2 separate regions of the Homo sapiens genome follow, and region 1 is linked to region 2. The links are chromatin loops, found by intact Hi-C in ENCODE. Cell type or tissue: breast epithelium. All regions are shown on one strand. Region 1 overlaps LAMA2 (laminin subunit alpha 2). Region 2 overlaps LAMA2 (laminin subunit alpha 2).

What was found. Peaks named below come from ENCODE experiments on the same cell type or tissue, not always from the same donor. Only the 100,000 strongest peaks of a DNase experiment are listed, where the experiment ranks them.
Region 1: it touches region 2 in a loop (15-fold over the local background); 2 of 110 quality-filtered maps call a loop at or near these places.

The regions. Positions count from the first base shown.
Region 1 is chr6:129,374,819-129,379,818 of GRCh38, reverse strand. The region is part of intron 34 of LAMA2 (laminin subunit alpha 2); the gene reads right to left. Among named protein-coding and RNA genes, the nearest start is that of ARHGAP18, 330 kb to the left of the region's middle. In breast epithelium, no CTCF peak of the experiment used is centred here; no DNase peak of the experiment used is centred here.
Region 2 is chr6:128,969,585-128,974,584 of GRCh38, reverse strand. All of the region lies in intron 1 of LAMA2 (laminin subunit alpha 2), which reads right to left. Among named protein-coding and RNA genes, the nearest start is that of LAMA2, 89 kb to the right of the region's middle. In breast epithelium, no CTCF peak of the experiment used is centred here; no DNase peak of the experiment used is centred here.

The sequences.
Region 1 (5,000 bases), 410 kb before region 2:
TTTTCTGGGCATTTTTTAGAAGCTCAGAGGAAGCTGCTGCTCAAGAGCTACAGTTGAAGCTTGGGAGAAGAGCCAGGCATGTGAATCTCCAGTCCCAACTACACTGCTTTCTAGCCACTGGCCTCACAGTAATTCAAACTGGACCTTTGAATACACACGAAGTTCCACGCTGGTGGGGTGGGAGTGGCAGTAGGGGGCAGGAAGAGGGTAGGAAGACTCTTCAGGGCCAGCACAGTGCTTACTGAAGGAGATACCTTCCCTCTAAACACAGAAGAAGAGCTTCCTCTCTAGGCTATTCCAGAAGAGGAGGAGACGTGAGGTTCCCGGCACCAAAAGCATCAACTTAATGCGGGTTAGCATGCTAAAGGATGAGTTACACAGTCAGGCTCATCTGTACCTCAGAATTACTTGTATTTTTTATATTTTTTTAACTTTTAAGTTCAGGGATACATGTGCAGGATGTGCAGATTTGTTACACAGGTTAAAAAAAAAAAACCCATGCATAATGGGGTTTGTTGCACAGATTATTTCATCACCCAGGTATTAAGCCCAGTGCCCATAAGTTATTCTTCCTAATCCTCTCCATCCTCTCATCCTTCCCATCCTCCGCCCTCTGGTAGGCCCCAGTGAACATTGTTCCCTTCTACATGTCTATGTGTTCTCATCATTTAACTCCCATTTATAAGTGGGACATACAGTATTTGATTTTCTGTTCCTGTGTTAGTTTGCTAAGGGTAATGTCCTCCAGCTCCATCCATGTCCCTGCAAAGGACATGAACTCATTCTTTTTTATGGCTGCATAGTATTCCATGGTGTGTATGTACCACATTTTCTTTAGCCAGTCTATTATTGATGGGCACTTAGGTTGATTCCATGTCTTTGCTATTGTGAATAGTTATGCCAAATTTATATACATGTTTGCAAAGGCTTACAGCACTCTCGTGTGTCTCACTTACTCTTCCTGAATTTAGAGATATATAGAAGGCATCATCCCTCTTTTTACACAGGTGAAAAGGAAGGTATGAGGAGGTTAAGTAACTTATCTGAACTTACATGTACAGGGAATTGGAGATGAAATACACTTTTTTTTTGTCTCACAGACTTATATTTTGTTTGTACCCAACACTATTTTGTGTTTGGCTAACATCCAGAAAGAGTAGTAAAATACATGAAAAACTGGAGTATTCTAGGTGAGTGGAGGACACTGCTCCAGTTAATGTATACTTTAAGTATATAAGTTTTGACTTTCAGTCAATTAACACATTTCAAAATCATATCAGAACATCATCTAGATATATTTTTAAAAATCATGTCTCATTACACAGTAATTAAGTTGAAGATTCACCCTGGTCAAAAATACCCACGAGAGACTTCATAAAGAAGCCTATGACAAATGCACTATCACCTATGGGTAGTGGTGATAGATAGTGGTATCACTGCCAAAGCAAAATTCACAAAAATCAATCTCACCCAGGACAGGCTATTGATAATGTTATGAATGAATGCTAAATACTACATGATAGGAACTATCTGTCTGATTCAGTTTGGCTCTTTCTGTGTTTTATTAAATTACCATCTCCATCTCTTAGTCATCCTTCTTCTTATTCACTATTATCTTGTCCTTTGAGTATTTGACAAATAACTTCTCATTTATCCTAATATGTTGTACAATCTTCCTTTCATTCTCTATCTTGGATTTTCTTATTTTAACATTCTCTTACCTCTATTCTGCAATCTTTACAGTGTTCCTTTGTAAATGATGCCTTACACAGTATCTTGTATCTCTCTTGCCTTTGATTACCTTTTCTTTTATGTTGACATTCACTCAACTAGGTTTTTTTTTTCCCATTTCTTTTTCTATTTTTTCTTGTTTTGTTTTTTAGAGTATTTATGTCTAGGCAGCATGCATTACCATTAGGCACACGTTAATTTACTTCTGAACAATGTAGCTGTTACTTTCCTGCTTTAGCTCAAGCAGTTCTACTGTGCCTCTTAAAATCTGCACATAATTTTCTTGGTTGGATATGACCAGTGTGTTTCATTTTCTGCCTTCTTTATGTTAAAACTAGAATCTAATGGAGCAAACCTAACTACTGAATAGATAACATTGCTTAGATACTGTCTACCTTTGCATTTGTGGACTCATATGGTTTCCTGCTAAAATTAGATTTCAGATCAAATCATTTATATGATACTCTCAAGGGTCATCTTCCAATATTACCAGCTCCATATGTCTAAGTGGTAGTGAAGCACTCATCAGGCAAGCCATAAGGACCAACAACACACAAGGAAAGAAGGAGCAACCAGCTGACCCCGTGGAATGACAATGAGCCAGTTCCATGTGGAATTTCTTCCTAAATATTTCACGTGCCAATTTTAAAAGTTCCAAACCAAAAAGATATGACTTGTTTTATATTATATATATATCTTTTAAAAATATAAAAGGAGAAATAAAAAACACTGTTAGCAGTTGAAATCTTTTAAAAACTATAAATAAAATCTTGTAAACTTATAATATTGGCACTTAAATCGTTTAAAAACTAGTTTCATCCTTTTGGAAATGTTTCATTTTCATTAAATTTGATATTCAATAGGCAATAAAATACAATATAAGTGAAACAAAATTTTAATATTTTATACAGTTCAATCTACTACATAGCATTCTCCCCTTACAGAATATAAATAGTTAAGAGGTGTTTATCAATGAAAACAAAATATTCAACAATATAATTATAAATATATGCCTGATTTTAACACATTTTAAAGAGTGCAAAATAAATGTTTATTTTGGGTTTGTCTACATTTCCATCTTGTTGTTCAAATGCTTTTAAAATCATTCACAATTAATTAAACAAATATTGACTTAACACCTATTATGTGTACAATATTGGTGATACTGTGGTAAGAAACAAAAAGGTTTCTTGCCCATTTGGAGTCTATAGTCTGGTGGACTATATAGTTATTTGTCAAATGATCATGTAGATAAATTTATAACTACAAACTAGAGGAAAAATAGTGGTATAAGATAAGCACAGGAGGAATCTTGGAACCCCTGCGATGGCACAGAGGGCTTTCACGAGCTGAGATTTGAAAGGTAAATTGGAGTTAACAGAAATTAACAAAATGTAGGGAGAGGTAGATTACCTTTAAGGCAAAATAAAGAAATGTGTGGCAATGCTTTGTGGTGGGACAAAGTGGCTGGGGGACAGTATGGCTGGAGTGCAGATGGCCAGGGGCACAAGTGATGGGAGATGTGGCCAAGGGGAGAATTTTGGTCTTTATCCTACGAGCCTAAGGGAAGTCAGGGGAAGAGTTTGTAAGCACTGCGATGACGTATTCACATTTGGAATAGCAAACATTCATTCTGGCTACGTTACGGAGAACAGATTTGGAGGAGAACAAGAGTAAAAGCAGAGAGACCAGCTAAAAAACAAATGTGGTAATCCCAAACTACACAATATGAGATTGGATGAGAGTGGGGTAGTAGAGATGAATGCCATACACACAAGTGGAAGCCCAGTGTGTGGTAATGAATTGGATAAGCAGGAGCATCATGAGGAAGAAAGAGGCACCAAAGAAAATTTGTAGGTTTCTGGCTTATACCCTCAATCCGTAGGGGTCCAGATGACCAGACCATGAGTAGTGGGGAGAGATGAGAGAGAAGCAGAGATTAGATCATGGTGGGAGAGCACTGTATGTCATCCTGAAAAAAGTGGAAAGCCATAGTACAATTTAAGGAAGAGAATGACATGATAGGATCTGCAATTTAGAATGTTCACTCTGCCATATAAATAACAACAGGTTAGAGTTGGATAAGGCTTACAAAGAGTCACCATAGAAGGAAACTGAATTTGATGAAGGATGAAAGAGGGAGTAGAGTGAAGGGCAACCTGCTAATTTCTCTTTGGGAGACTGGGCATATACTGGCGGATAAAACACTGAGATGTTCTACACAGGAGAAATAATGGGCTTTAAGAGGAAATGATGAGTTTAGTTTGAGATGTCCAATCCATAGTAAGGCACATAGGACCAAAGCATGAGAATGAAGTCAGCCTTGAAAATATAGATTTATGAATTAACAGCTTGTACATGGCAATTGAAGACCAAAGAAAGTGTTATACAGTGAGGGAAAACATGGACTGAGGCCTAGTCCCCAAGGAACACCGACTTTGAAGGGATGATGAGAGGAAGAGCCTTAGAATGAAAGGTTGGAGAATTAAGAGAAAAACAGAGAGAGGACAGTATGTTAAGAAGGAAGGAAAGATCAAAGCTGCAGAGATTTCAAGTAAAATTAATAAGTATCCAGTGGATTTAGTTACCAGATTGTCATTGGTTATCTTATAAAAACAGTTTCAGTAGTGGGCTGGGAGTGAAAATCCAGGCAGCAGTGGAGTGAGAAATAAATACAGACTTGTCTCCAAGTCTTTAAAAAATTTTGGCTCTGAAAAAAGAAAGGAGCTAAGGACAATAGCTATAGAGGTAAGTAGAGTCATCATCAAAAAGCATCTTAATATTTCACACATACTGTAGGGCAGTTTGAATATGTTAAACATGATTCTCATATGTGAGGAACTTGGGTTCTTCCAGTGAGTAAAATAAAATGGCAACAAATCAAAATGCATTGAAAGAGATATATGATTATGTAATTTTTTTACTTTATATTTATACATGAATTAAAATATATCAAAATACATTTTAAATATGAGTTCTTGGGTGGAATAATGTCTTCTTTACCCAGGGATATTAGGGAATTAGATTTCTCCATTTAAAAACAATGAGTATAAAATATAAAAGCCCTTAAAGAAGAGAGGGTAGCTCCTACAGCAGTCATGCAGGATCAACCTTGACATGTGCTCTTAAATCTAAAGACTGTATCAAGTGACTGGTGAGCCAACCAAGCAGAGAAAAAGGAGCATAACAAAGATTGGCAGTAGTGCTGGGCATGGTGGCTCACGCCTGTAATCCCAGCACTTTGGGAGGCTGAGGCGGGTGGATCACCC
Region 2 (5,000 bases):
CTGAAAACTGCATGTGAACTTTCAGTTCCATCCCATAATATAATTGAATACATTTTAATATAAAACAATGCTTTCCTTATTATATACTCCTTAAAACCTTTAACTGAAATTTATATTCCACAAGATGGTTCCATATTTATCTTGCAGCTCAGTCTATCTCCTGGCATGCTGCTAGATACTCTAATAGGTCTGAGTGTTTGAGTTGCAGATCCTATTTACCTAAATAATTGATTTTTCTCACGAGTCATGGAGGCATGTCTTCAGGTGGAAATTGGATTTTAGCAATTAATAGAGGGTATTCTGTGATTTCAAGCAACTCTTTTCATACGATGCAAGGACACTTTTTGTCCTCCTTGTGACCTGTTTGACAGTCAAGCCTGTGCTTAATAAAGCAACTAGAGGGTCACCTGGTTAACTGGACATAAATGGTGTACCCTGTATTACTCTAAGGCCAACTAGCATACTGTGCACAGCATGCTGGTGTCTGACCACTCACCTTGATTGGGCTGGCGACTGTGTGATATATTTAGGACTTTTAAATGGTGCACTAGGTCAGTGTTAATGTGCAAAGCTTAGAAAAGCAGTTGAGGAGGGAAAAATACTTATTTGAAATGTGAGTTGGCCTCTCTGCTAGAAGGCAATTCCCAGGGTCCCTTATGGATGGGGGCATAGAGGTCCCACAGCATTGTCCCCACAAAGCACGAACTCCATCCACTCCCATGGTAGCTAAGCACTTTCAGTGAGTTGCCATAGTTACTTATTTGTGGGGTAGGTAAAGTGACAGGTTTAACCCTATGGCTAAATGGTCCCTTGTCTCTGTGATTCTTCTGGTAATCTGAAATGCCTTCAGTACATTGAAAAAACAGTTTATATCCATCCTCCACCCACCTCCTCTTTCCCGCATCCTTTATTCTCAAATTCCCAAGAAGAAACTCGGCAAACTCTCATAATTAACACTGCCTAAGGACAATTAAATCAAATAATAAGCCAATAAGTTAGAGAAGTATATAGCTGAAAGAAGTATTTAAAAATCATGCCAAAAATACTGTTATAGTTTCAATATTTTAATCACCAGTAGAGTTTTTAAAGGTGCTCTAAACAAAATAATGTCAAAAGAGGCACAAAATAATACATTTTAAATCTAGCTTCTATTTTTAAAAATAACTGCTTCAATCATTTTGATTCAAGGATTATAAGGATCCTGGCAAAAGAAAAATTATAAAGAATGTCAAACTCTCTTATTATCAGTGTCCTTCTCCATGTGTGGCTATGTCTTTGAGACAAAGCCAGAGGTAGGAAAATTGCACAGTAAAAAAAATTATGAATCCTGCTCTCAAATGAGCTCTAATGTCCTGGGCTCATTATCACTGGAGCCAAGCTATTAAGAGGTCTGCAGCATCTTATGATGGCTTTGATTTAGGATTGCCATACATAAAAATGACTTCAGCTATTAGGACAGCAATAGTTGAATTACCAATTTTAGGAACTTTTTTTTCATTGCAATATAGTAACTTGCTTGCAACTGCTTTTAAATTAATACGTTGTCTAATCTATAATTTATTTTTCTGTACATTTTCAACTCTGTCATAGTTGCCATTCAGTTGAAATTGTATATCTCAAGAATAAAAGGATATTTAAACCAAATCAAAGTACCAATATCATAACTAAAATAACCTCAATATTTTTCAAAGAATATTGGAAAGCCATTACAAGAGACAGAGAGATGATTTGGAATTAGAGTGGTTCCCGAGGTATTACTAAAATCATTTTATTACTAATATATTTTACTTTGTAATGAGTTTTATGGATGCTCTAACAGTTCTACAAACCATCCTTTCCAATTTCATTTTTTTTAATCTGGCATGTATTTTTTTCAATGTGGAGGTGAGAGAGGTGCTCGAGGGTGCAAAATTTGATGCATACACTCTCAAGTCATACAGATGAAAGTACCTGGCATTTCATCCACCTCATCCTGACTCTAGTCCCATCAATACCCCCAGAAAAGATTCAACCATAGTTCCAAATACCTTCTACTGAAAGCATCAAGGTTTTGCTCATCCAGAAGGAAGTAATGTCTATCATTTGTTGAACATTTATGTGCACCAGACCCTGTGTTCATTGCTTCTTCATATGAATGATTACATTGAATGTTCACAACAAGCATGAGGCAGACATTATAATCCACATATAACTGATGGGAATTTGAGGCTCAGTGTGGTTAAGTAACTCATACAAAACCATTTATACAGCAAAGAACAAGGTCAAGGTTTAAGGTCAGGTCTGTTTGACTTGAAATCTAGTGTTCTTAATTAATAAACTGTCCTAAATCTGTGAGACAGTGAATAGAACAGATTTTTTTTTACAAAATAAGGTTTTTCAAACAGTGTAATTGCTTCAAAGCACATAAAATAGCAATATCTAATGTTTAATAAAGTGTTACCAGCTAGAATTCTTGACAAATATGCATTAATGAATACTTTCCAACAGGCTGGTCTCCCCTCTCACACCTAACATTCTATGCACCTAGCATGTATATTCCCAGTGTAGGAAATTCCACTGGTGGCACAGCCATAACCCTTTACCAGGCCTTTCATCCTGGTACCCATCTCTCAGCTGAGGCAAGGGTTGGCTGCTAATGGCTTGCAGCTGCATCATTCCAGAGACCTGCCTCTTTGAATGAGAGCCTCCTGACCCTGAGACTTCCAGCAAGATACATCACTTGCACTTCCCCCTGCCCCTTGGACTTGTAGCCGATAACTGACAGATATGAGGGGTAAAATCCTGGCATCCTGTTCCTTAAGGGGTACCTCTTTCTGTGGTGCAATTTTCCCTCCAGACCATGCCATGTATCAGTCTGAGGCTCAACTTTAGAGATCACATCTTTGTCCACTTTCTCCCCTACCTTTTTCAGCTTTTCTTACCATCTCATAGATATCTTCTGAGAGGACTTTTTCAATAAATTGCTTACACTAAAATCTGCTGCTGGCTCTGCTTCTAGACACTCTGCCTGGAAGATGTGTCTTCCCTCTAATTTCTCTCTTATTTAATACCAATGCATCCTCCAAACCCCTGTACAGGTACCACCTTTTCTAGAATGCACTCTTTGATCACTCACCTGGCAATGATTTTCATTCTCCTCCATATTCCCACATTCACCTATGAGCTTAAGTTCTCCATGTTGGTATATAATTATTCATTTGTTTCTGCGAAAGTACTCATCTCTTATCTCTACGCATAAAATTATACACTTTCTTGAGGGCAGGTATCCTACTTGATTTATACCTATGACAACACTAGGCACTTAAGAACGTTCATTACTTGCTAAAATAATGTGTAGAATTGTAAATGATCAATATAATTATCATGTTAAATTATAGATATGTGTAACAAAATGCTTCAAAGTGCTTTCACTATGTAAGAAAATAAAAACTTTTCTTTCAGTCTTCACTAGGTCTTTCAGGTACCAGGCACAGGAAGGCAAAGGAGATGGACTCTTCTTGATGGTCAAAGCTAAGGACGCACAAATCTTTCTAAATCAAGTGAGAGACTGGCATGGAGCAGGAAAAGAGCATTCCACATGCCAGCAGTAGAAATGAATATCTTGGCCCCCTTTTCTTATCTTCCCCTATGGCTACCAGTAAAACCATCACTACCCCAAATAAATTCCGCTTTAAGAGAAATGTCAAAGAGGACTAGTACCTCTCACTAGAGACACATGTAGCTATCTGTGTTCATAGTTATAGGCTATTCTCATTCTTAATTAGAATTGAACTCATGTCACTAAAAGGCAGTACATGTAGACTAACCAATGGGCAATGATCGACTTAGTGATGGTAATTCTATCACAAATCATAAAACACACTTTAAGAAAAAGCTTCCTGACAAGGGAACTACTTCATCAGAATAAGTTAGAATATGATTTTCCACAATTGAATTTTCTATTTTGTAATGCAAATTTATTTGTTGATGTTCCGGCATAAATTTTTGAGAGAAGTCATTTCAGCAATCTTATAAAAATATTTATTCTTAATTAAAATATGTTTATATCTGTTGAACGTTTGAACCATATCCAATTTCAGTTATAAAGCCTCAAATAAGTCATCTTCTTAACTGTACCCACAAGGTGTTGGTAAAATCAAATGCAGCTGAAGAAACTCTTACAGACTCTTAACATTCGTAGGTCATATAACATAGAACAAAATTATTAAAAGTGACAGACGTTTGAAAGATCTTCATACTTTACTTTCTGCCTTTATGCTTTGAATTCAGACTCCATAATGTTTTATTCAAGCAAATTTTTTTAAACCTTGTCACGTAATAAAAGTCGAATAAGTTTCATTCTTTCAGGAATTATTGATTAAACAAAACAAAAAAATACCTGTGGCTAAAATATGACTTAGAGTTCAGAAGATAATTTCAATTTTTATAAGAATTAAACTGGGTAATTCATCAACATAATGATGCTACTGACTTGCAGCTTATGACTTATAAATTTAAAGACATTTAAAGAATAAGATACCATATTTTCCTCCAAGAGCCAGATACTTCATTTCACTCAATTTATTTAATTCTGAAATAAAAATTATTTCCACTGATTTTAACCCAGATTCTGTTTTCTATTATAGATTTTTGTTGTTATCCCTTTTGAGACCTCGAAATAACTGCAACATGAGCTACAATTGTACTTGGCTTTGATCTTCACACAACATTAGATTTAGGCCCACTTGCATACAAATACCAGTTGTTCCTAAAGTATGTAGTATCTTTCACTTTTACAGTAGTTTTAATTTTTTTGTTTTATCCAAATAGAAGCATTTTTATTGTAACTTCTGTGTACATAATATTAATTTACTTTAAATTCACAGGTGGCTCATGCCTGTAGTCCCAGCACTTTGGGAGGTCTAGGTGGGTGGATCACTTGAGCTCAGGAGTTTGAGAACAGCCTGGACAACATGGTGAAACCTCATATCTACTAAAAATACAAAAGTTTGCTGGGTGTA